Regions from separate parts of the Mus musculus genome. Here region 2 is linked to region 1. Evidence: chromatin loops called from intact Hi-C (ENCODE). Cell type or tissue: heart. All regions are shown on one strand. Each heading gives the region's core, and the rest is flanking DNA. Links, peaks and the distances in the headings are about the cores only. Region 1 has its middle 92 kb from the start of E130114P18Rik. Region 2 overlaps Patj (PATJ, crumbs cell polarity complex component).

Region 1 (11,905 bases), core at 3,922-7,921:
TGTACTGGGAACCTTTTAATTCTTCTAACTTGTTTTATAATTTCTTTTGAACAAACCACACTAGTTACAATTTGAATGTTGATGTTGCAGAGCCTTAAGTTTGTATGGTCAGGGTAATTCTATCCCAGGCAGGTGCATAGAATGTTCAGACTCAATAGCTGAGACAAAAGCATTTATAATCAAGTATTGACTGCCCATAGCCATGAAAAAAAAAAAAAACTATCCTTTCCTTGCATAAAGAACTTTCCAGAAACCTAGGGTTGTTCACCATTTTGCCAAGCACAGTCCTAAGGCCAAGCAGACAGAAGGGCTTTTCAGAGGACTTGGGGCTCCCTGAGGTGCACAGGAAGAGGGGAAATGAAGAGGAGGTTTCCATGGGTTTCTGTGGGTTATGAGGACCTGATAAGCCTTTGGATTTCTATGGGCCTTGGCTAGAGTGCAAAGTAAGAAAATAGCTTGTTGATTGCTGAAATGATTAAGTGGATCACCTTATTGATTCTCACCTAGCTTGGAACAGACCTCAATAACCAGCATCAGTATTTTAATAAGAGGAAAGGAAAGATTTACTAGACACAAATGCTTTCCATTAGAGGTGAAATAAAGCCCCCTGCCCCACCATCAAGGGGCCATAGCGTGGCCTCAGCCTGGAGCCTGCCAACCAAACGGGAAAGTAACCAAAGAAAAGTTAAGAGACAGCCCTGGGCCTGGGCTTACCAAAGCCTTAGAAGTGAATTTTTACCGATTGCCAGAATGTATACTTAGCCTCTTCTTCCTTCCCACTCTTTAAACCCCATAACCCATCCTGGAAGCCAGAGGCCATGCCAGAGAGCTGAGCATACTGAGGCCAGGCACTTTGCCTACTTGGGCCTTTCTCTAGGGACTACATCTTAACTACATCAGCTCAAACTGACAAGGGGCGTACAATTATCGCTATATCTCAAGGAAGGGGCCTTCTCATGAGGACTCCTAACCACCTGGCACCAGACCTGGATTTTAACGATGTTTCTCTTAGAAGTAGGATTTGTGGGTATGTATTTTTTTTCCTCTGGAGGCTTTGGTATGAATCCACTCGCTGCTGCATAAGCTGGCAGCGTTGGTTTTCTTTAGCAATTGCTGTGTGCCTGTGCCAACCATATACTATGTCACTTAGGTTTCTCACCCAGCTTAGGAGTTGACCCTTCTGTCATTATATCCACTGTAGAGATGACTCAGTGGAGGCTTAGTGGTTGGACTTGTGCACAATGGTGAGTAAGAAGGACTGTTATATAGAACTGCCATGCTTGTAGGGGCAGCAGAAATGGGGACCCAAAGCTCTTTATTTTTTTTCTATTTTTTATTATTTTATTTTTATTTATTCACTTTACATCCTGATTGCTCCCCCTCCTCTTCTCCCAGTCCCACCTCACAACCTCCCATGCTATCCCCTCTCCTTCTCCTCAGAGAAGGCAAGCCTCCCATGGGTACCAATCCATCCTGGCACATCAAGTTGCAGCAGGACTAAGCTCATCCTCTTCCACTAAGGCCATACAAGCCAGGCTATCTAGGGGCTTTAAGCATTTTCCATGAGTTGTATTTTTTAAATGTAGTTATGGCTGCTATTCATTGGGAGAAGAGAAGGTTTACGGTTGATGGGAATGGCCACAGAGAAGCCAGGCTGCAACAACATTGCTGGCTGCCTCAGCTGTGATGGAGAGATGGAAGGAGATACCATCTCCTAAATGTATTTTGAGAGCAGACTGGCCTCTTATCACCTTGCACTTTTGCAAATGAACAAGAGCTATGCTTCCTGGGTACCCCAGATGGCGTCCCTACCAGCTGCTCTCATTATACTCTGGCTCTGCCAGTTAGACCATAAGAACTTGACCTCAGTAACAGAATGCCGTGCATCACCCCGTAGAGCCCAAAGAGAGGATTTTATGATGGTTTATCAATAATGGTTTCTAGGAAGCTATGCAGCAACCTGGTCAGCATTCACAGGAAACCCCACCTACAGAAAGCTCTCTATTTGTTTTTCTGACTTTATGATCATTGCCCTGTTCTCTGTGGTCAAAGAAGCAGTGGCCTCAGGAAAAAAAGCACAAACTGAGACAGACTAGGAATATGCTGACCCACAGTAGGCTCTATTGCACATATGTCAAAGCAGCTAAGGAGCAAGGTGTCCTAATGGTATATCAGTGAAATAAGAGAAAGGCTTCCCACTACTACCACGTTTAAATGTCCAGCCTGGAAACAGAGAAGACTCATCACACGGGTAATACAAACCCAGCAGGGAGGTGTCTCCTTGGCCATACTCTCCAGCGGGAAACAGCTGGGGGCAGGCAACTGTCTGCAGGCCTGACTCCTAGAGACAGAAGGTTGAGTGCAAGGTGAATTCTCAAGAGAAAAAAAATGTGAGGGAACCTTAGAGAAGACGAGTTTCGTGCATAATTGATCTGACAGGCAGTGCCCATTCAGTCACCACAGAAGGACCACTCTCCCATGCAGGAACACATTTCTATTGAGAGGCACCAGATGCCACCTAGTTAAAAAAATGTGTTCACAGGAGTACTATGTTGTCAGTCTGAGCTAGGGATTTGGAAAACCCAGACACTGTGTTAGAGACCATTATTATTATTATTATTATTATTATTATTATTATTATTATTATTACCATCATCATCATCATCATCACCATTATCATTTTAAGTCTAGCTCTGGACAAAATTGGACACAACTTATTCACTGAATGGTTGAGGGAAGGTCCTGTGTCTGTCCTTATGATCCCACACACCTTGTGACTGCTTAAACAATTTCAGAGAAAATATTTTTTTTTCTACTTTGAGAAACTTAAAGTGAGAGTTATATGAGAATCTTTCCTAGACAGTTGGGTTCAGCTGCTTCCTAAAGGCAGAATAGAGGCTGTATTTATCCCATCAACATGTCTGTGTTTATGTCCATCCTTGTCGGTCATCTTGCTGGAAATAATACTAGGTAAGATTGGCACTAACCTTGTTTTATAAATTTTACAATCCAGCAAAATTTCATGCACATCAATAGATATCCGGGGGTGACTGCGACAAAAGATTAAGTTCAGGTTAGTTGACTTAAGATAAACAGCTTATTCTGAACGAAGTGGTTTAAAGGCAGCTTACAACTTTTCAACATTGCTACATCTTAATAAGGCAACATGTGAGACTTATGATGTTCGGTGTTTGGAGAAACCATAGATATGGATGCAGACAGCTGTTCAGAGGAAGCATCAGTGTGATAGCAATGGCAAGACACATGGAGATAAGTAAAACCATGATAGAAAATGACAATTACAGATAGGGAGAAAGAAGTCACATCCAGACCTTTAACAGGAAGACAGTGGATGTATGGCTCCTGGGAGATGAACAAAATCTAGTTCCTACCTCAACTTCCCAATACACCTGTTCATTTGTGAAATAAATAAACTAATCCTATGTACAGTCTAGACACTGCTATGATCTGGGATAAAAATCAGACTAGATCAACATCAATTAACAGGATAAGGGGCTTGTAGAAGATACGCAGAGAACACAACTCTGCTTGCACTGAGTTCACTCTGGAAGCCACTGCCAAGGAAATGACGTTTGCTGACTGTTGAGAAGTTATCATTGCAGGGGAGAACGGGGGAAGTGCGGGGAGGGGGGTGCAACAGTTGAGAAAATAATGACAAGGACAGAAGTCAAAGATAGCTATGGGGGCACTCAGGCACATGTGAGAACAGGAAGTAAGGTGGGAGAGACCAAAGGGAAACAGGAGGGAAGGCTGCAGTCCTTGGGGAAGGACAGGAAGGAGGGGAGGGGCTGTAAAGGCAGGAAGCTCTAGAGGGCTGTTGTGGGGGAGAGCAAATGACATAATTAAGAGGGAGCCAGAGGCAGGCTGCAGCAAAGGTGCACAAGCAAGGCATGCAGAAAGCTCAGTGGGTCAAGGCGTAAGCGTGGACAGCAGACAGCACCAGGCAGACACAGCTGTGCAAATGCAGGGAGGTGGCAGGTCAGGGACATGACAAAGCTCAGTTGACAGGTTAGGGGAAAAATGGGCCAAGAAGCTGGCACTGGAATAGTGAGTGGCTCTCAGTTCCAGCTCAATCAACAGGCTCTGCACTGAAAAGTATTTCAAGGCCTCCTCTGGCTTTGACAGAGGATGGCCACAGTCAGCCAGTAATGTTCTCCATCAGTCTGCAAAACTACGTCTGGTGTCTAGTCTCCAGACTAGAGGCCGGATGAAATTGTAAGGGTGAGACAGAAGCAAACCCAGAGAGGAAGGTGGCGGAAGCTGAGGCATTGACAGTAGGATCTTCAGGGCCATACCAGGGCCTATAGCATGGTCATGGGAAGATTTGGCTGAACACAGAACAGGACATAGTCTAATATCCAAGTATTTAAATATAGCTGGCATTTTTCTCACTGAAGAATATAAGCAGCTTTGGAAATATATACTTGTTAGTGAAGAGAAGGGTATGTGGTTGGAAGAGCCCTTGCCTGTTATAACAAATGGGAAAACAGAGTGAGCACTTCCTTCCCACCTACAGCTTCCACTTCCCCAAATTAACATGGAGGCTTCCTCTAAGCTGACAATTCACCTGAACCTCTGAGCTCACTGAGCAGCCATTCATGGACCATTTCCTCCAATGGGGTAAGAAAGTGCAAGTAACACCTTGACTTCAGTGGCCAGATCTCTCCCTCTCCCTCTCCCTCCCCCTCCCCCTCCCCCTCCTCTTCTCCCTCTCCCTCTCTCCCTGCCCCCTCTCCCTCTCTCCCTGCCCCCTCTCCCTCCCCCTCTCCCTCCCCCTCTCTCTCCCCCTCTCTCCCTCTCTAATCTTGCATGTGAATACATGGATGTGCTCATTTCTGTATATATTTGTACATATCATTATATGTTCATTCATACATATATGTATGTGTGTGTGAATGTTCCAGTGCCTCCTACAGGCTGAGCTAGTGCTCTACCACTGAGCAATCCCACTCACCTTCCCTGAGAACCTTCGACATGGGACCTACCCTAGATTGGCACATTTGGATTGTCAGATATAGTGAGCATAGGTACAGTGTTGAATAGCCGACCTCTAGAACTCACTCACCTGATGAGCTGAACACTGATGCTATTGAACTGTCAACCGGACATTTGCTTGGTTCCTAGACTGTTTGTGGCAACTACCAATCTCCTGTTTTATTACAAGAATTTGATGTTGAGATATTGTAAGAGTGGAACTGTGCAATCTTTCTCACTTTATCACATATATTTCACTTAACATAATGCTTTCAGGGTTCACAGCCTTCTTTTAAAGGCTAAACAGCATCCCATTGCATGAATACGAATCTCTTCTTTTCCACTTGTCTTTCGGGGGACATGATATTTCTGCATCCTCCTCACTTTGAATATGGCTGTAGTAAACTAAGGAGGGTTAATATCTCTCTGATATCCTGATTTCAAACCTCTAGGATAAATGGCCGAAAGTGTTGGATCCCGTGGCAGTTCTGCTTTTAACTTTCAAGGTACCTTCACACTGTTTGCATTCACACTAACACAGCGCGGGATTCCAGTTTCTCTGCATTCTCTCTTAACTCTCTCCACATCGTCTCCTAAGCCTCTCTGCTCTCTGTTCTCCAGAGCGACAGTGTCCCGGCAGCCCAGCAGAGAAGGATCAATCAAGTCACGGTTAGCATAGGTCTGAGTGTCCGTTCTCTATGCCCCTGCCCACACCAGCTGCGTCATGGCTTTACGCAGAAGAATGAGAGATTAGAGACCGACCGTGAGAATCCAAAGCTTGCAGAACCCCTCAAAAAGGGGAAAAGCCTTTGTCATCAAAGGAGTTAATGAGCACACGTCTCTGCAGGAAGCCCTAAAGAAATGAGTGTTCTGAGTGTAGAACATTCACTTTACAGTAGGTGGTGTTATTGTTACATGCTCATACAGACAGTACTAATTAACAATCCTAAAGGCCACATCATTAAATTATCTTCAGCTTAAAGCCCTGCAATGTTTAGCACATCCCAGCAATTCAATTATATTCAAGGCAGTAGCCTGAATGTCAGGTACTCTTCTGTGGCCAGCGAAGAGCAAGCAGCTCTCAAAAGCAGATGAACCCCAGAAGGAGAGAACAGCTCTGACACACACACACACACACACACACACACACACACACACACACACACACCCTTGTCCCTCTTCCCAACATACATGCTAGATGGGAAGCAAAGATAAATTTCAAAGAAAATGCAGGAGTGAAACACGGACCTTACCAATTCTATATGTAAAAACAGGAAGACTCTGACAAGATCTTTAAAATCTGACATGAAAAATCGGCTCACTGCCCTCCCATCTCCTCAAGGTCCCCTGTCTGCATTTTCTTCTGAGCCTTCCTACCTCCCTTGTGATTTCTGAGCACAGCACACTGTGTCTGGGGGTTGAACTTGGACGACTTTGTAGCTTGTGGCTGGGCTTTCCCTGCAGTGAGCACTCAAAGGAGAGCACAAAGCTGTTCTGTTCCTCACCCTAGGAGACAGTTCCTGTGCAGAAAAGGCTTTGAGAGAGAGAGAGAGAGAGAGAGAGAGAGAGAGAGAGAGAGAGAGAGAGAGAGAGAGAAGTGGGCTCAACCTCATTTGACCTTCCCCATGCAGATGAGGTCCTGTGTGTAGGCTCAGCGCATCTCAGCAGGCCAAGTGACCTCCATTGGCAGGCAACACCGTGACACAACCTCTAGGTCGAAAGCTGCCTGTGGAAGAGGAACATCTATGGGTCCACTGATTAGCACACAAAGAGACAGACAGAGCCAGCGGGCAGCTGGCTAGCCAGGACACTCATCTGCAGGCACAGAAGCAGCAGACAGAGCCATCTGCCTCAGTTTCTCTGAACTATCTCCCTTAGTCGCCATCTCTGTAGAAACCATTTCAGCATCCATCCTTACTCCAGTACCACCCCAGTGTTCCTCGGGAAGATCCCACAAGATCCTTGGGGTCAAGCAACATATGAATCTACTTATCATGCTCCATTACAAAGAGTACATCCCAGTAAAGATTTCTGGATGGTATGAGAGCTGGAGAGAAGGTTGAGGGACAAACAGATGACAGATAAATGGCCAAAGCACACCAAAATGATCTTGCTCCCCTCTGTGGGAACTGAATCCTCCCCTGATAGTACCAAGATGGATCCTGGCTCTCCAGAGAGGAAATTGGTGACAGAAGCCAGTCTCTCTCTAAGATGAACATCGCTATCCAGTCAGGATATTGTTGCCACAGACCCAATAGAGCTTTTCTTAGTTTCCCTGCCTATGGTCTAGACAGGTACTGCCAGACATCAAATAACCTGTCTCTGGGCTTTGCAAACTCATAAAGCATTGTTGAGATCCTGTCTCTACCATGGCATCTTACAAACCTACTGGATCTAAGACAGCTCCAACACAGGCTCCAACCATTTACATGTGGAGGAGAATAACAGAACTGACTTCACAGGCTTTCTGTGTGGATTAATGTTTTGTGAGACCCCCGACATGCTCCAAGTCAATAGGAGGCAGCCTATAGATTGGCAAGTCCCTAATCTCTATAGAGACTGCCATCATTGTGAAGTGTGTTGCTCAGTTACATCATTCCCAAAAGGATGGCAGGGAAGAGCCACCGAGGCTGGAGGGAGTGCCCCATGAGCAGACGAACAGGGGCTTAAGAAAGTATAGTCTCTGGTTGTAGCTGGTTTTAAACGATGTCAGGCAGGCACTGCTGAGAAGCAGGTCGTGACGAGAGCAGGCAGAGAAGTGAGGAGGTTTGGCTTATAGTTAAAGCCTTTACCCAAGTGGACAAACATGAAGAGACTGCCTGTGCGTATGAGCTGAGATCGCCTCTGGGGAACAAAGTCATGAGATTACACTGATGCTGAAGTTCCTTGTGCCTCCATTTGTGACACCACTGTCCTCTGAGTCTCAGTTTACATCTTCTTGTGGCCTCACTTGACGCCAGCCTAATCCTCCCTACTGAAAATAAGTCCTCTCTCTTCTGAGGACCCTTAGCACTTGCGTGTGCAACACACCTGCAGATTTGCCCATGCTGGCCCCTTAGAATAGGATCATAACAAACACTCAAATCATACTAAACGTAGGAGGAGGGATTGTTTGAAGCAGCACACCTGCAAACACACAGCCAATTAAGTCTCACAACAACATCCCTTTAACTATGAAGCAGGTGGCATCAAAACTCCCATTTAACAGATAAAAAACTGATGCAGAAAAATTAATTAGCATGCTCAAGGTCAGACCACTTTAAATACATAAGGCAGCAAGAGTTTCCCTCATTATTTATCACCTCATTTCTCTCCCCGGCACAGAGGTGTTACTGCCCAGAGCACATAGACTGCACACTATTGTGCTAAGGCCCTGATTATATTCAAACTCCAGCTCTATATAAGTTCTGTATCCCTCTTCCTTCTCATGCAGAACACGAAAATGCTCAGTGCATGCCTCCTCGCTTGGGTTTTACGAGAACGAATTGGACTGCTCTAAGCATTCAGAGTAACTCCCATAAGTACTGTGTACACATACCTTAGTACTGTGAACAAGAGTCCTGGCTAACCTCATCTTTATGCCTTGTGCTCTTGTGTCCACACAGTTGATTTCTATGACTAGTTCAAGAATATGGAGGTAGCAGTAAAACAGATGGCTCAGTCCATTTCAGCACAGAATAACTTTGTAACACAAAGCTTGACCGTTAACTTCTTAGTCTTGACCTTCTTGGTTTATAAACTGGAAATGCTACACACTCTCCTGGAAATCCTACTCCACGAGTGCAGCGAAAACAGTGTATATATGACTGGGAAAACTGAAGGGACCATCCTGAGTTTATTTTCCCAGATGACACTATCTCTCGAGGGGCTCTGTCCACTGTCAAGGTTTTTTTGCTGCCTTCTACAAAAGCAGTTTGTAGAATTCTTGATAAGCCAAGTAATTTTCTCACAAAGCAGGTTGCATAGACACCCTCCTGATCTTATCAAGCTGGAGAATCCACTGCCCTGCTCTGGTGTTCAGGGGCCACATCTCATCTTGTCACCACAGATGTCTGTTGCAAAGCTTCCACCCAACTCCACCTTCAGTGCCAATAAAGTACCCGGACAGTCTGTAGAGGGGTAGAAAATGGTGTGACAGGTCAGACGCTATAACATATGAGACATTTATGTAACTGTAACTCTTGTAGTCAGACCCACCACTTACATGCTTTGTATTTTACTTAACTCCTTCCACAATGACCTGGGAATTTTGTGAGGGTTAGAGGCCTAAGCCAGCTTCTGGCTCATAAGAAGTGCCTAGTGAAACCATGTTCACTACCGTTAGCTTTCCTTCCTCACAAATGTCCATTGTACCTCATTTCACCCTGAGCTCAGGGAACCTAGAGCCCGCTGTGGGGAACTCACATTCTGAACTTTTCCTGACATCTTCCAGGACACACCTCTTGGTCCTCCATCTGACACCCCAGAGCCTGCTAAGATGCACACCTCCTAATGTGACATTTGCTGAATGATGCTTACTATGACAGCTCATAAAGTCTTAAAGTGCAATCCCTCATCACTTTTCCTCTGACCCCTTGTTTCCTGTTCACAAAGTAGAATCTCATGGGCTTGTGTGATACCTAAGGCATGGCATATTCCCATATATCCATTAGTATTTGTTACCTAGCAAGTTATGCCAAAACTTTGTTATTTTATAATAACCATTCTTTAGGTTCAAATTTCTATGGGCTCACAATTGGCCTGGTCTTTCGTTAGACTCTCCAGACCTGAGTTGTATCTCAATCCTCCAATATTCAAATGATCCAAAAAAATCACAAAGTAAACACAAATCCAAGGGAAATGGATCCTGTCTCTTGATGAGAGTTATGTTAAATTGTTGGTTGCATAATAATATTTTTGTATTCTGCCATAAGTGATAAATAAAAGCACCTCTTCAAACTAACTTAAGTTTTTGTCAAGTTTTCTAGTTCAGAAATTTTTGCAAGACTTCTTACATATAATGAAAGAAAACAATGTGATGAACTTTTACTATGTGTCCACTTGGTACTAGGTAGAAGTATTTACAGTATAGAATGGTAACATCTCTGCCCTAAAGGTGCCTGTCGGTGAAGTAGCAAAGTATACAGGTGCAGAGACAAATTCTAAGACTTGGTAAACTATCTGACAACAGAATATCTTTCACAGGGACATGTACAATTAATCATTGATTCTGTTGTTTACAGTAAATTCTAATTCAGAGCCAAGCTGCAGTGTGAGCAGACTGACCAAAGGATAAAAGGTTTTAGATGAATCTGGAAAGTTGGTTAAAATTGCTCTAAAGCTGAGCGGTGAATGAGCCCTTGGTGGCCACTTTTTTGGGGGGTATCTTTGCTTCAGAAGTGACTCCCAATAGCCATAGACTACATGATGAAGCTCAGTCTCCAACATCATCTGGGGAAAGGGAGGAGATCCTAACCTCGGAAGCCACCTGTGAAATGGAAAGCCTCTCTTGTGCTCTGGTCCAGGAGAAAGACCACAGGTGTTTTCAGTCCCCCAAAGCTGCTTGCATTCATTTGCTTTTCTGCTCTCGGATTCCATTCCTGAATTGCTATCTCTAAGTTGGTTCTCCCTCCACAGAACGTAGAATACCAGACTGGACTTGGACATCATGCCTCTGGCACATATACGGCAATCAGTGCAGTCCCTGGCCCTTTCCATCTACATCAATTACTTATTAATGTCCACTCTGCATAATTCCTAATAGTCTCCAGGTTTCTAGACTTTCACTGTAGTAGTCACGCATCAAAGCTCACTTCGTAAGATCCCTTTTAGTGCCCTGTCATAAGGAAACCACTCAGCTGTACATGGTTCAGTCTCACCATAGGTACTCATGACTGTATACTGCATCTGTGTGGTACCTGGACAGTGCCTATCATTACTCCTTTTACTAGGCTAGTCCTCCCTTCTTCCTTTGAACTTCCAACTTAACTAATTCTCATTCCCTTTATTCATTCACCTTCTATTCCTCCAGCATGACTTTCCTTCCCTGGTCTCCCATCCCAGCTTTAGTAACCAATCCACATTACCTCTGACAGTTACATAAAGGATGTGAAATTTCAAAAAAGGATTATGGACTAAAGGGTGGATAGGTGGATGGATGGATGGATGGATGGATGGATATATGTTTCATCAGGAAATTTCAAACAATAAGCAAATACACCAAAGGCTTGGTTTGGGTTCTATAAAGTTCCTCCTGTGAGACATAAGATTTTTTAAATCAGAGCTGCTAGCCACATTTTCTATTAATGTGTGGAAGATGATAATTAAGACGCAGTTTCACATTATGACCACAGCATAGAAAATTTATGCTCAGCATACACATGACATTACCCATTAGAAACAACACTAAACACCATTATTGGAAAGAGATAACAAGGTCCAGCAAAAAGGACCACCCCCTTAGGAATTTCAATTGCAAATTTAAGACAGGGTCCTTGGAAATGAGGCTCCTCACTAAGTGCCAGATGTCATGAGATTCCAAATCTTGCCACATTTGGGGGGATAGGTTTTCTGAGCATGGAAACTGAAGTTTGCTCTTCTTAGTTCCCTAACATAAATCATCTTCATCTTACAAGGCTTCAGCAGCAGTGGGACCTAGAGACCCTACTTCTCAGCTTCCAAATATCTCCTTTTGCTCTCATCATCCATAAAGCCTTCACCACCCCTCATGACACCATTAATTCATCAGGCAACATTTCTTTTGTGTTTTTTTAGATCATAGAAGAATAAATTTAATTTAATTTTGGAGCACCATTACATCTTTCTTTTAGGGTACATTGCCTTAACCACTGAGCCACCTTGTACCTAAATTTCTCTTTTAAAAGGACTCATGCAGCAAGAACAAAACAAAGTAACTGACTCAACTAATGAA
Region 2 (11,905 bases), core at 4,082-8,081, 770 kb after region 1:
GAGCTCCCCCGCCCCTTCGGATCCACTAGAGTGCAATTAATTGTTACTCTTTTAATTTAGTTGAGCTCAGATAAATATCAAAGGATTGCTAGGTGAAAAATCAAATCATCTTGAAATTAGAAATAGTCTTAGAAGTATTTTATCTCATTACCGTTGCCATTGTATAGTTTGTTTTTGAGAACACACATTACTATATAGCTCAGGATAGCCTAGAACTCACAGCACTCCTGTCTCCACTTGTCAGCTTCCCATATGCTGTAGCCATGCTTACCCCCATCCCCCTCGAGTGCGATCTCACAGTGTAGCCCTGGAGCCCTGAAACTTGCTGTGCAGACCAGGCTGGCTTCAATTTCAAAGAGATCTGCCTGCTGATGCTGCCTTCTAAATGCTGGGATTAAACATGTACACCATCACGTGGTCACAGAATTGTACTCATGTTCTTAAAATGAACTTCCCTGCCTTTTTCCATGCATGTGTATAATTTCAGTTTGCAAGTGCGCCCGCCTCTCCTGGTTGTTGTGCTGTTAGTCAGGTTCTGTCTTACGTGCATGGTGAGCATAGTCTTGTTATAGCCTTCTATGCCTTTTTTGTTTTGTTTTTTGTTTTTTGAGTTGCTGCAAGTAGATTAGCCTCCTTCCTCTGGCCTTTGAGCTGTCTGTGCTTTCATTGTGTGCCTGAAGGTACAACCAGCCTCAAGGGAGCTGGTGAGATGGCAGTTTCTTCACTTCAGTAACCCTCCTGCCCTTCTGCCTCTGACTGCTATATTTGTAAGCATAGAGTTCCTCAATACGTTGCAGATTTTGTTCAGAGTCATTAAACAGATATGAAACTACACCTGGGAGAAACCGAACAGGCAAACTGTTGAATCTTTTAAAGATTTTGGTAAAGGGGCTGGAAAGATTGTGTAGTGGAGAAAGCTACTTGCCGTGAGCCTGAAACCCAAGGTTAACTCCCAGAAGCCCTGGAAGGTGGAAGGAGAAAGAAAACCAGCCCCACAGAAGTTGTCCTCTGACAGCCACAGGTGTGCTGCGGCTTGTAGGACATCACCCCTCCCCCTCCCCAGGCTCCCTCACCTCAAATACTGAGAAATCAAAAACAAAGTAGGAGACTGGTAAGAACTCAGACTTCCATAAGGAAATGTTCACAAGGAGCGATGCCACCCAAATGATTTTGGTACTTGTTTCTATAAGATCTTTGATTAGCTGCCCCCAAATGTAATCTAGCATATCAGTTAAACATAGTTATTTCCTGGGGGCTCTTTTGTAAATGGAGTAACTTAAGTTCTTTAGCGTGCATTAGTCTTAGTCTCTGATTCTGAAGTTAGCCTATTTAACTTAATGATTGGTAGTATGTAATTAAGCATGCTGTGCAGCCAGAGGGAGCCGCTCTGAAGCTGAAAGGGCTGAGCCTGCCTGTTACCTTTGACGGGAGGCAGATGGTTATGTCACTTGGGATGCGTGTTCTCAGACACGTCCAGTCTTACAGCAGAAATGAGAAACTTAAAACAACCTGGGACCTTTTCATCCTCTGCTATTGGTGTGGATGTAGGTGCAGTGATAGTTTTAGTACCTAGACTTTTCTCTGTCAGGTATTCTTCAGACTGCTTGCTGCTCTGAAAGTCTGGGGAAGATTATATGGAGAAGAGACCTGGCACTTCAAATCCGTCTTAACCTTTAAAATGATCTCACCTGGACAACAATGGCATCATTAAGTCAGGAGCACTGTAAAGATACAAATATCCTAGTAATTAAGCAGTAACAAAAGGCTGGTGTAAAACCAAAGCTTCTATCTGATAAACCTCAGGTTTTAGCTGGCCAGCCTCTCCATCCGTCCGTCTGTCCTGGCATGTGGGAGCCTGGCTGTACTGTTTCCCTGAGTCTTGTTGATTACAGTGATAACTCAGTACACACTTACAGTCCCCTTGGAGAGTCGGAATGGCACTGCTCTGAAAAGATTAGCACTTAAATCAAATCTGTGCAAGATCTACAAATAAAACTAAGCGAGGTCTACATAGAAAGTATAGATTCAGATTTCACTTGTAATTCATCGCTTCCTCCTCCCTTCAAAGCCTCCTGAACAAGAGCCCCTTTACAGTTTAACCACAGTGGCTCTACATTTTCTATTAGTCTCGCAAGCCACTGGGATTTACATTCCTAGGTAGATTTAAATGAATACATTTTCCTCTTACCTCATTTCCCCTTTACCTACCGAAGCAGAGCTATTATTGAAGAATTTATTGAGTATGTTTGGCTCACAGTAGCTTCGACATTCTTTTTCTTATAGATGTATATCCAGAGAAAGTTCCAGGCTCTCCAGAAAATGAGCTGAAATCCAGATGGGAAAACCTACTGGGCCCAGATTATGAAGTAATGGTATGTCTTAAAAAAACATTTTAATAGAAAGTTTCATTTCATGCTATTATCCTAACACTATAATTTAAAATATGAGAGTCAAAGCAGACACAGACTGCCTTTATTGTTTTCTTCCTGTCTTTCTTTCCGATTAGAGCAATCAATCAATGTTTAAAGCGTTTTAAGCTATAAGAACAATTAAGGACTGTACACAAACTTCAGTTACAATTATCAGACACTCAGTTCATGTTGAAGCCATTTAAGTCAACAAGAGGCAGAAGTACATTAGGAGGGTGAGAGCTTGCCTGTAAATTTATAACCTGAATCAACTGCTTAAAATGGCTGGCATCTTTATGATTGCTTTTATGATCTGTTTGTTTTATTGTACACGGAAAGGGCTGTGGATATTAGTCCTATGTTTCACAAAGAATCTTACAGTTTTATGGGAAAAATGAAAGAATGATTATCAAGTGTATTTAGAAGAACAGGAAGTAGTTTAGGTGAGGCATGAGGTTACTCTGCCAGCAGGCCGTTAGGCTTCCTCTCACCTGTTATTACATTCGGCCAGTAAAGGATTGGCTACACGTCCCCAATGAATCCACTTGAAAGCAGAAAACCGTGTTAGAAAAATCTCATCGGTGTTCATCAAACATGCCAATAAATATCTGCTGTCTTTCATATTTTCTTTTTTGAGGCAACGTCTTGGTAGTCTTGGTATGCAGCTGTGACACATAACCCTTAGGTATATCATCATTAGTATTGGGTTGTCATCAATGCCAGACACTTTATTTCTGATTTTGGATGTCTGGCACTGTCATTAGAGAAGCTTTAGGTAATTAAGTCACATGGTTGTTTTCTTGCTCATTCTGGGCTGGTATGTTAGTTCTTGTAGCTGCGGGGTCTCCAGTTCATAGAACACTGTCACTAGGCTGTTACCTAGACACTCATGTGTTCTCTACCTTCAGTGGTATATGTTCAGAGAATACGTGGTTCACCAGTATCTCACGGGGTTTTTTATTTTTGCTTTTTTGATACTGGGTCTCATGTAGCCTAAGCTGGCTTCAAACTTGCTGTGTAGCTAAGGATGACCTGGAACTTGTAATCTTCTTTCACTTCCAGTTGTGGAATTACAGACATGAACTCTTGTGCCTCATGGTGAAGTGGAGGCTAAATGGGAGAGAGACTTTAAGTTGGATATATACAGTGATTCCCTTAAAGTGGTAGGGATATAAAGAGAGGCTCCGAAAGGCAAGTGAGTGAATGAACACACACATCCCACTGTTCCTTACTGTGCTTTCCTTTAGACTACTGCCGATCTGTTTGTTTTTTTGTGGAGGAGAGGGTAGTGATTTGAGAGAGGGTCTTGTATAGGTTAGCCTAAAACTCTGTAGCTGAGGCTAGCCTTGAACTCCTCATGATCCGCCTGCTACCATTTCCTCCATAACTGACTTACAGGAGTTAAGACCTTAGCTTGAAATTTTAAAATGGCGATGCTCCTAGTTTGTCAGAGGTAAAACTTTTAATACTGTATATTATGATTGTGTGTGTGAGTATGGGTGTACATGGAGAGATCAGAGCACAACTTTCAGGAGTCCAGTCTCTTCTGCCTTTGCATTTGTTTTAAAGATCACACTCAGCTCATTGGGCTTGTGCAGCAAGAGGTTTTCCCTGCTGAGCTATTTTTAAAAGTACTTATTTTGTTTTCTGTGTAAACCCCTGACTGAGTGTGTATATATATGAACCACTTCTGTGCTTGGTGCCCATCGAGGCCAGAAGGCAGTGTCAGAGTCCTTTGAACCAGAGTTACAGATGGTTGTGAGCTACCATGGGGGTCTGGAAATCAAACTCAGGTCCTCTGTAAAAAACAAAACAAAACAAAATAAAATAAACATACTTTTAACTTCTGAGTCATCTCTTCAGCCCTGTCTTTAGTTATCTTGGCAGTACAAGAATAAAATTTTTATTAAAATTTAAGGGATCATAGTTGGTATAGTTAGACAGATCATCATGTCTGTTTGGTCCATGATTATGGATTCCATATTCTCACTGTGGTTCAAACACATTTGGGGAAAAATTTTCAATATAACTGAACAGGTACAAACTTGTTTCACATCAGCATTCCTAAACCATATATTGAGACATGTTTATGAACCATTTTTCTTGTACTAGTGTCATAAGTAAGTGAGAACTGGTTTCAGTGCATAGTATACCTTTATGAAAGCTTGAGCAACACCTCAATACCAAAAGATGATTGTGTGTGAGGAGTTTAAATAGGACCCTGAGTTTTATTGGTAGACAATCCAAGGAAACAAATTCCATGCAAGGAAAAGTACTTCATTGTTGACCTCTATCTGTTAGTGAAATAACAGCCCATGTAGAAGGAGAACAAGACACCAGTAACATATCACATTCAGTTTCACTTGTGGATGATGTAGGATGAGGAGATTAGTGTAGCAAATACAGAAACACAAATGTGTTGCTACGTGCTACTTGTGGATTTCAGAAATACTGGGTAGAGGTTGTCGGATTACTCATCGGTGTGCTGGGTTTGCTGATAAATTTCAGAATATGAAGGAGCAAATGAAATTACACGCATACAAATCGGGAAATGACCGTCTTATAATTCTAGGTAGCCACTTTGGATGCTCAGATTGCAGACGATGAGGAGCTACAGAAATACTCGAAGGTAGGCTGGGCTGAAAGTGCTGCTCTGCTTCATTGTTGCTGAGCTTTCTTCACGTTCTTGCTGAAGAAGCTGAGTGGCGTGGTCTAAAGTCTTCAGACCTGAATCATACACGCGTTCCAGAAGTGAGCAAGGCTCTCAGTAACAACAGATACAAGTGGGTAGATAAGGCTGGGAAGAACATGGAATCCTTATGCTGTTTCCGGAAGCCAAAAGTCCAGGTTTGACTCTGGCACAGTAGCCATGAAGGTGACAGGTGAGTGTGTGAGCGCCTCAGGGGTTGTATGGAGACTTTAGGGAAAGGTTTTCTGCAGTGTGGAACAGAGATGGGCTTTAGGCTTTGAAAAACATAATGTCTGGATATTCAGGGACAGAAAACATGGTTGACCTGAGTTTGTTGGTCTTGACTTAATCAATTTGAATGTAATCACTACAATCTATCTGAATGTAATCACTATTGCTGTGGAGAACATGCAGTTAGTAATTTGGGCAGATTCTGTCTTCTCTTTATAAAATAATTTGTAGTTTTATCCTAGACAACCAGAACCTCACTTATTAAAATAGAGAATCTTTTAAGTGGCCTTCACAATAAATAATAGAAAAGGAAGGATGTTTTTTTCCCAGAGTTTCAGAAACACTGCTGCACTCCTCCATGGACCCTAGCGCTGAGCCCACCTAAGACGCTCCATTCAGAGGCAGTGTTTAAAATGAGTTCTCTCAGGGCTGGAGAGTGGGACCACTGGGTAGGAGCGTGTGCTGCTGTTCCGGAACACCTGCGTTCTAGTCCCAACATCCAGGTTGGGTGTTTGTAGCTTCAGTTCTAGAGGACCTTCGCCTTCCTGTGGCCTCCATGGGTACACACGCGTGCCCGTGCATACACACACACACACACACACACACACACATATAAAAGTAAGTCTTTGAAAGAATGAGTTATCTGTCTCATGTGGCTTTCTTAAGCTAAATATCAATTCAGGTAGTTTTACTGTTTCTTCCTTTGTATGTATGGTATTTTGCCTCCACAATTGTTTGCCATATGTGCTGTTGTTTTAGGGGTGTGTGTGTGTGTGTATGTGTATGATCAGGCCCTATATCATGGTGCAGAGATTAGAGGACAGCTTTCCAGATCTGGTTCTCTCCTGCCACCTTGTGGGAGCCGAGGATTGGACTCCTGTCATTAGGCCTCTATGGAAGCCCCTTTCTTTATATGCTGAGCTGTCTTGCTGGTCATTGTTTTATGGGGTTGGATTCTCAAGGCTGAGAGTGGAGAATATTTCTTTCCTTCCTAACTTAGCTGCATTTTAAGTCAATTCCTAGTAGAGGCCATGTCTGGCTGACCAAGCTCTCCTCAGATTCACAATGTAAAATTAACATTGCTCTTTATAGCCAGTTGTTAATTATTTACAGTGTCATTTTTCTGAGAGCAGTTTTTGATTAATAAATCCATCTAAAGATGTTGGGAGATATTTTATTCAGAGCTGGGGTAAAGCATGTAATAGTTCATCTAAGTGCAGTAGTTACTATTCACAGTTTTTCTAATTAGTTTTAAACCTCCTTTGTCATATAGCTGTAGATCTTTAGAGAACCTTTGGCTTTAAAACATGCCTCACACCAGGCTCAGTACATCACACAGCTTGCCTTTTGGTGTTCCCATGACAAACTGCATAAAGCCAGGATCCTAATAGTCCCTTACAAGCAGAGAGGGACACAAAGCATGTCCTGTGTGTATTTTAAAGAATGTGATTCTGCAGGCAGATGCTATTATCATGCCCTCATTCCCTAGGTCCCTGCTACCAGCTCACCTCTCCCTTCTTCCCCTCATAGCCTCTGTGCAGTAGAGTTGTATCCAGGCAATAACATAAAAAGATGGAAAGACCTTGAGAACCATGTTCTAAAATGCTGCCCATGCATTCAGCTGTTCATTCGTGAGATACTGATATGCACTCTGCCATGTGCTCTGGTATACAATGTGTTCTAGATGAGAACAAACGAGAAAATGATCCTTACATTGTTATATTACTGGAAGAACAACAAGAAAAGTTAGTCATTTAACATGACCTGAGCCTATTAGGCAAGGCAAGTAGATAGAGAAACAAATGCCTAGTAACTTTAGATAGGAAAGGCTTTGTAAAGGTGGGGACATTTAACAGTCTTCACCCCCTATACCTCTGAGTTGTCACTGTGGTGAGTTCCTGCCCTGTTGCTAAGGCTGCTGAGGAATTCTGTTTTCCTGCTTGTGCTTCCTGAGTGACTGAGGTTTCATCCACACATGCTCTGGGTTTAGAAGATGACATTTTAGGGAGGCAATTTAGGACGTGAAATAACCAGCCTAATTTTCCTTGCAACGTAATATGAACAATAAGATTTGGTGGTGGTGGAGCTGGAGTGTACATAGATTTGGCATATGCCTGCATTAGTACAGCTCAGTGATAAGAGGTGGTTTTCTGTCACAGGTTTATGTGCCCAGAACTTTTAGAATATGATCTTTCAAAAGCTCCTCGTCATATATTCTGTTTTTAAGACATTTAATTATTTACTTGATACTGTTTTGTATTAGTGCGCCCTTTCAGTGGAAGAAATGAGAAAAAAGTTTTCCCTCGAATTGCACTAGTCTCTTGATATTTCTCTGTTCCCTGTGTGTCTTTGTGTATTTGTAGCCAGTATGCCTATTTGTTTGCTTATTATGTATGAGGCAAAAAGATGTCTAAGTTTTCCACCTAACATTTCCAATTTTTTTAATACTGATTTTCAAGTTATTACACTCCATAGGATATTTCTCTTTAAGTTACTGGCTTATGATCTAAACAGCATAACTTTTTTTTTTTCTTTTAAAAAAACAACATTTAATTGGGGCTGGCTTACAGATTCAGAGGTTCAGTCCATTATCATCAAGGTGGGAGCATGGCAGCATCCAGGCAGGGATGGCAAAGGCAGAGCTGAGAGTTCTACGACTTCATCCAAAGGCTGCTAGTGGAAGACTGACTTCCAGGCAACTAGGATGAGGGTCTTAAGCCCACACCCACAGTGACACACCTATTCCAACCAGGTCACACCTCCAAATGGTGCCACACCTTCAAATGGTGCCACTCCCTGGTCCAAGAATATACAAACCACCACATTCCACTCCCTGGCCCCCATAAACTTGTTCAAACACATGAGTCTATGGGGGTCATCCTTAAACATAGCATAATGCAAAATGCATTTAGTCCAACTTTCAAAGTCCTCATAGTCTATAGCAGTCGCAACAATGTTAAAAGTCCAGAGTTCAAGGTCTCTTCTGAGATTCATCCAATCACTTAACTGTAATCTCCAAAGCAAGACAGGAAACCAGCTGGAGATTCCAAACTCTGCATCTCCATGGCTGATGCCAAAGCGGTCTTCAGATCTCCACTCCTTTTTCCTCTTTGTTGACTGCAACAAACTGCTTTCTCCTGGACTGGTTCCACTCCCTGTTAGCAGCTTTCCTCACCATGTATCCCATGGCTCTGGCATCTTTAACATCTTTGAATCTCCAAGCAATTTCAATGTTACAGCTTCTTTTTTTAATGTCTGGGATTCCACTTGATCTTTTGGGCTCCCTCCTAAGGGCTGGCATCACTTCTTCAGCTCTGCCCTCTGTAGTACTCTAAGTTCAGGTTGATCCACTCCACTATGACTGCTGTTCTTGGTGATCATCTCATGGTACTGACATCTCTAATACAATGGGGTGTTCCACTCCAACTAGGCTTCACCAATAGCCTCTCATAGGCTCTTTTCATGATGCCAAGCCTCAAATCCTTTGCATTACCCTTTCAGTCCTGGGCTATCAACTACAGCTGAGGCTACACCTTCTCCAATGGCCATCCATGACCTCTCACAGTGCCAAGCCTCAGCTGTTCTTCATGACACCTTCATGCCTTCAAAACCTGTACCATCTGGGTGACTCTTAAACATTACCAAGTTCAGCTACAGCACGAGGTACAACCTTGGCTATCTCTGGAACACAGCTTCTTTGTGCTCCCAGACAACAATTCCCAGAAAATTTCACCTCAGTGATGCTGGTCTCTTTTTAATCATTGCTAATTTTTTAGCTCCAGCTAGCCAGCATCAATTTTCCCAGTAATTCCTTCCATTCTTAACTCTAGAGCCAGATCCACATGGCTAAAGCTGCCAAGTTCTGCTGCTTGCAGGAACTAGAACATGACCCCCTTGTACTATTACATTGTCACTGGCTTTCTGTTTTCCAACTCCTTCACTGCCTAAGCTTGGCTGTCCTGGATCTTGCTCTGTAGATTGACCTTGAACGCAGAGATCAGCATGCCTGTCTCCTGGGATTAAAGATGTGTCAATAGCATGACTTTTAAGATTTTGTGTGTGTGTGTGTGTGTGTGTGTGTGTGTGCGCGCGCGCGTGCGTGTGTGTACAAGTGGAAGCAAGAAGAGGGATTAGATTCTTGGAGCTGGTGTTACAGGTGGTCATGAGCCACCTGATGTGTGTCCTGAGAACTGAACTTGGGTCCTGTGAAAGAGCACCAGGTTCTCCTAACCAGTAAGCCATTCACTCCAGCCCCAAACATAGCTTTTTAAAAATCCACTTATAAACTAGGAGAGGAGGTGCACACCTTTAATCCCAGTAAAACACAGGCATGTAGTCTCTTAGTTCCATGCTGGTCTACAGAGCAAGTTTCAGGATAGTCAGGGCTACACAGAGAAACTCTATTTCAGAAATAAAAACAAAACAAAAACAAAAACAAACAAAACCAAAATACTCACTTATAATTGCACATTTAAATCATAAGTCAGTGCCTTTTCATTTTTCTCCTTACAATATATAAAGAAGATGTTAGCCAATCAAAACCCATTTCACAGCTGAGGTTATGGGAAGCCATATAAGTTGAATGACAGTTGTATTGCTAGATAATAGCACAGACAGGCTGCAGTTTGGTATGCATCACTCATTCCTGAAATATCTACAGTAGAATTCCCACTGTCTGCCATATAACTGTGGTAACATTTGTGGGGACAAACGAATAGGTCTCTGATCCCATGGAGCTCAGAATATGGGACACAAGATCATGTGATAGTTCTTATAGATCCAGAGAACTACTGTTAAGTGAAGAAATTGGGTTGACAGAACTGGGCAAGACTACTTTGTGGTTTTTATTTGTTTTGTTTTGTTTTTTATTCTTTCAAAGATTTAATTGTTGACTTTTAAAGTAGATATGAAGGATAACGTAAGTTGGAAGACAGCATAGAGCCATATGTATGAATACCATGGTAAGCTGGGGAGAGTTGCAGCCCTGGGAGACTGAGGCAAGAGGTTTGCCTCAGGTTCCAGGCGAAGCTTGGATACATAGGAGACCCCCAAAAGGAAGTCAGTCAGTGCTATAATGAAACCCATTACTTTGTATGCTTAGTTAAATAAACAAATGAGGGGGAAAGACCAGCCCATGAGGGTTCAGTAGACCTCTAATTGCCAAGTAGGTATTGCGTAGCCCGGGAAGCATGTGCCAGGCAGTGCAGAGCTGGTCACCTGTCAGTTTCCAGTTGCAGCTCCCATGCTGGCATTTATAGTTTAGTTAAACTTTTATTTTTCAGGTGTAAAAAGTTTAATTATATCCTAAGACTCAACAAGCAGCAATGGATAGGGAAATTGAAAATAATATGTACAGCTTTTAAAAGTAATCTTATTCACCTGTCTTTGAAAAAGTGGTTATCTTTTTTGTTTTCTTACAATACTAATTTTCAAATATAGCTCTATGCTGTCTTCCTACTTCAGTTACCCTCATGTCCACTTTAAAAATCAACAATTAAATCTTTGAACAAAAAACAAAACAAAAAAGTAGTTCTTTTCTCTTCCATGTTGCATTTTTTTTCAACTGATGTATACAAATTTTATTTCTGGGGTGTATAAGTATACAGTGTATAATGTGTATAGTTTGTGAGTGTAAAATATATTGTATACTTTAGTTACTCTAGCACTGTGAAACATTGGACTTCCTTCTTTACTTGTCACCTGTTTTTTAGTCTCTCTAGTGACCTCTATTCTATTTTCTCCTCAATGTCATAAGCTGATTTAGAAGAGGCCACTTTGGAGACAGGGAGACAAGGAATGGCTGAACTTGGTCTTGAAAAGAAGAATGTGGCCAGCTGGGAACTTAGCAACCCCCTCTATGGCAAAGGACTAGCATGGGGAGCAATAAAAGGCTTTTCATCCTTCTGGGTCAAACTTAGCAATGGGGAAATGGTAACTGAGGTTTGTGAGACGTGCAGAGTGGTAGGCATGGACTTTGTCCAAGATACCAGGACTCAGCGATGGAAGGATTGAAGGAGGGTGTGGTGATCTGAAGTCCAGCTTTTACCCTACCCACAGTTCCATCAGGAGGATGGGGTTTCAAGACTATAAGCAAGTGCTGCCAGCCCGTGGCTTTCTTTGGATGGGGTCCTCCCTATAGCCAACCGTAAGGATGCAAAGTGTCACTTTTGGTAATGGATAAGGCTTCCCTGTGAGCTAGAGGCTCTTTGCAGAGGCTTGAGCATTAGCAGCTAGCTCTGCTTCTAGGAAGCTGTAAATCATGACACCAGCGAGGTTTCCCGCATCTGGGGGTACGTGCACTTTTAGCAATGGCTTTCTTGGCAAGTGTTTACTATTAAGATGAGCACAGTTCTGTAAGGAGAGATATTAGCCCCGTCTTACGACTTTGTGCTGGCTGTCTAGTGGAATGTGGGAATGTAAGCGATCATTAGTAATACCTCGGGTATGAGAACAGAGCAAGCTCTGCTCTGCAGCTTGGACGGGACAGGTCAACAGATTTCACTTTAGTTCCTTTTAAATATATTTCTCAAGTTTAAATATATAGCTCACGAACGTGAGTCTCGCCTCCCTCTGTGGT

What was found. Hi-C counts contacts between places; a loop is a spot of excess contacts. Peaks named below come from ENCODE experiments on the same cell type or tissue, not always from the same donor. Only the 100,000 strongest peaks of a DNase experiment are listed, where the experiment ranks them.
Region 2: a loop joins it to region 1, with 7 times the contacts of the local background. A loop is called at or near these places in 4 of 42 quality-filtered maps.

What each region holds. Positions count from the first base shown.
Region 1 is chr4:97,670,307-97,682,211 of GRCm38, forward strand. It overlaps a transcript of Nfia not described here. Among named protein-coding and RNA genes, the nearest start is that of E130114P18Rik, 92 kb to the left of the region's middle. In heart, for the core only: a CTCF peak has its summit at 5,892; no DNase peak of the experiment used is centred there; H3K27ac peaks cover 358 bases.
Region 2 is chr4:98,438,771-98,450,675 of GRCm38, forward strand. Patj (PATJ, crumbs cell polarity complex component) reads left to right here. Exons shown (of 44, transcript NM_172696.2): 13 at 2,284-2,372; 14 at 4,981-5,037. Among named protein-coding and RNA genes, the nearest start is that of Patj, 49 kb to the left of the region's middle. In heart, for the core only: a CTCF peak has its summit at 6,196 (motif pointing left); no DNase peak of the experiment used is centred there.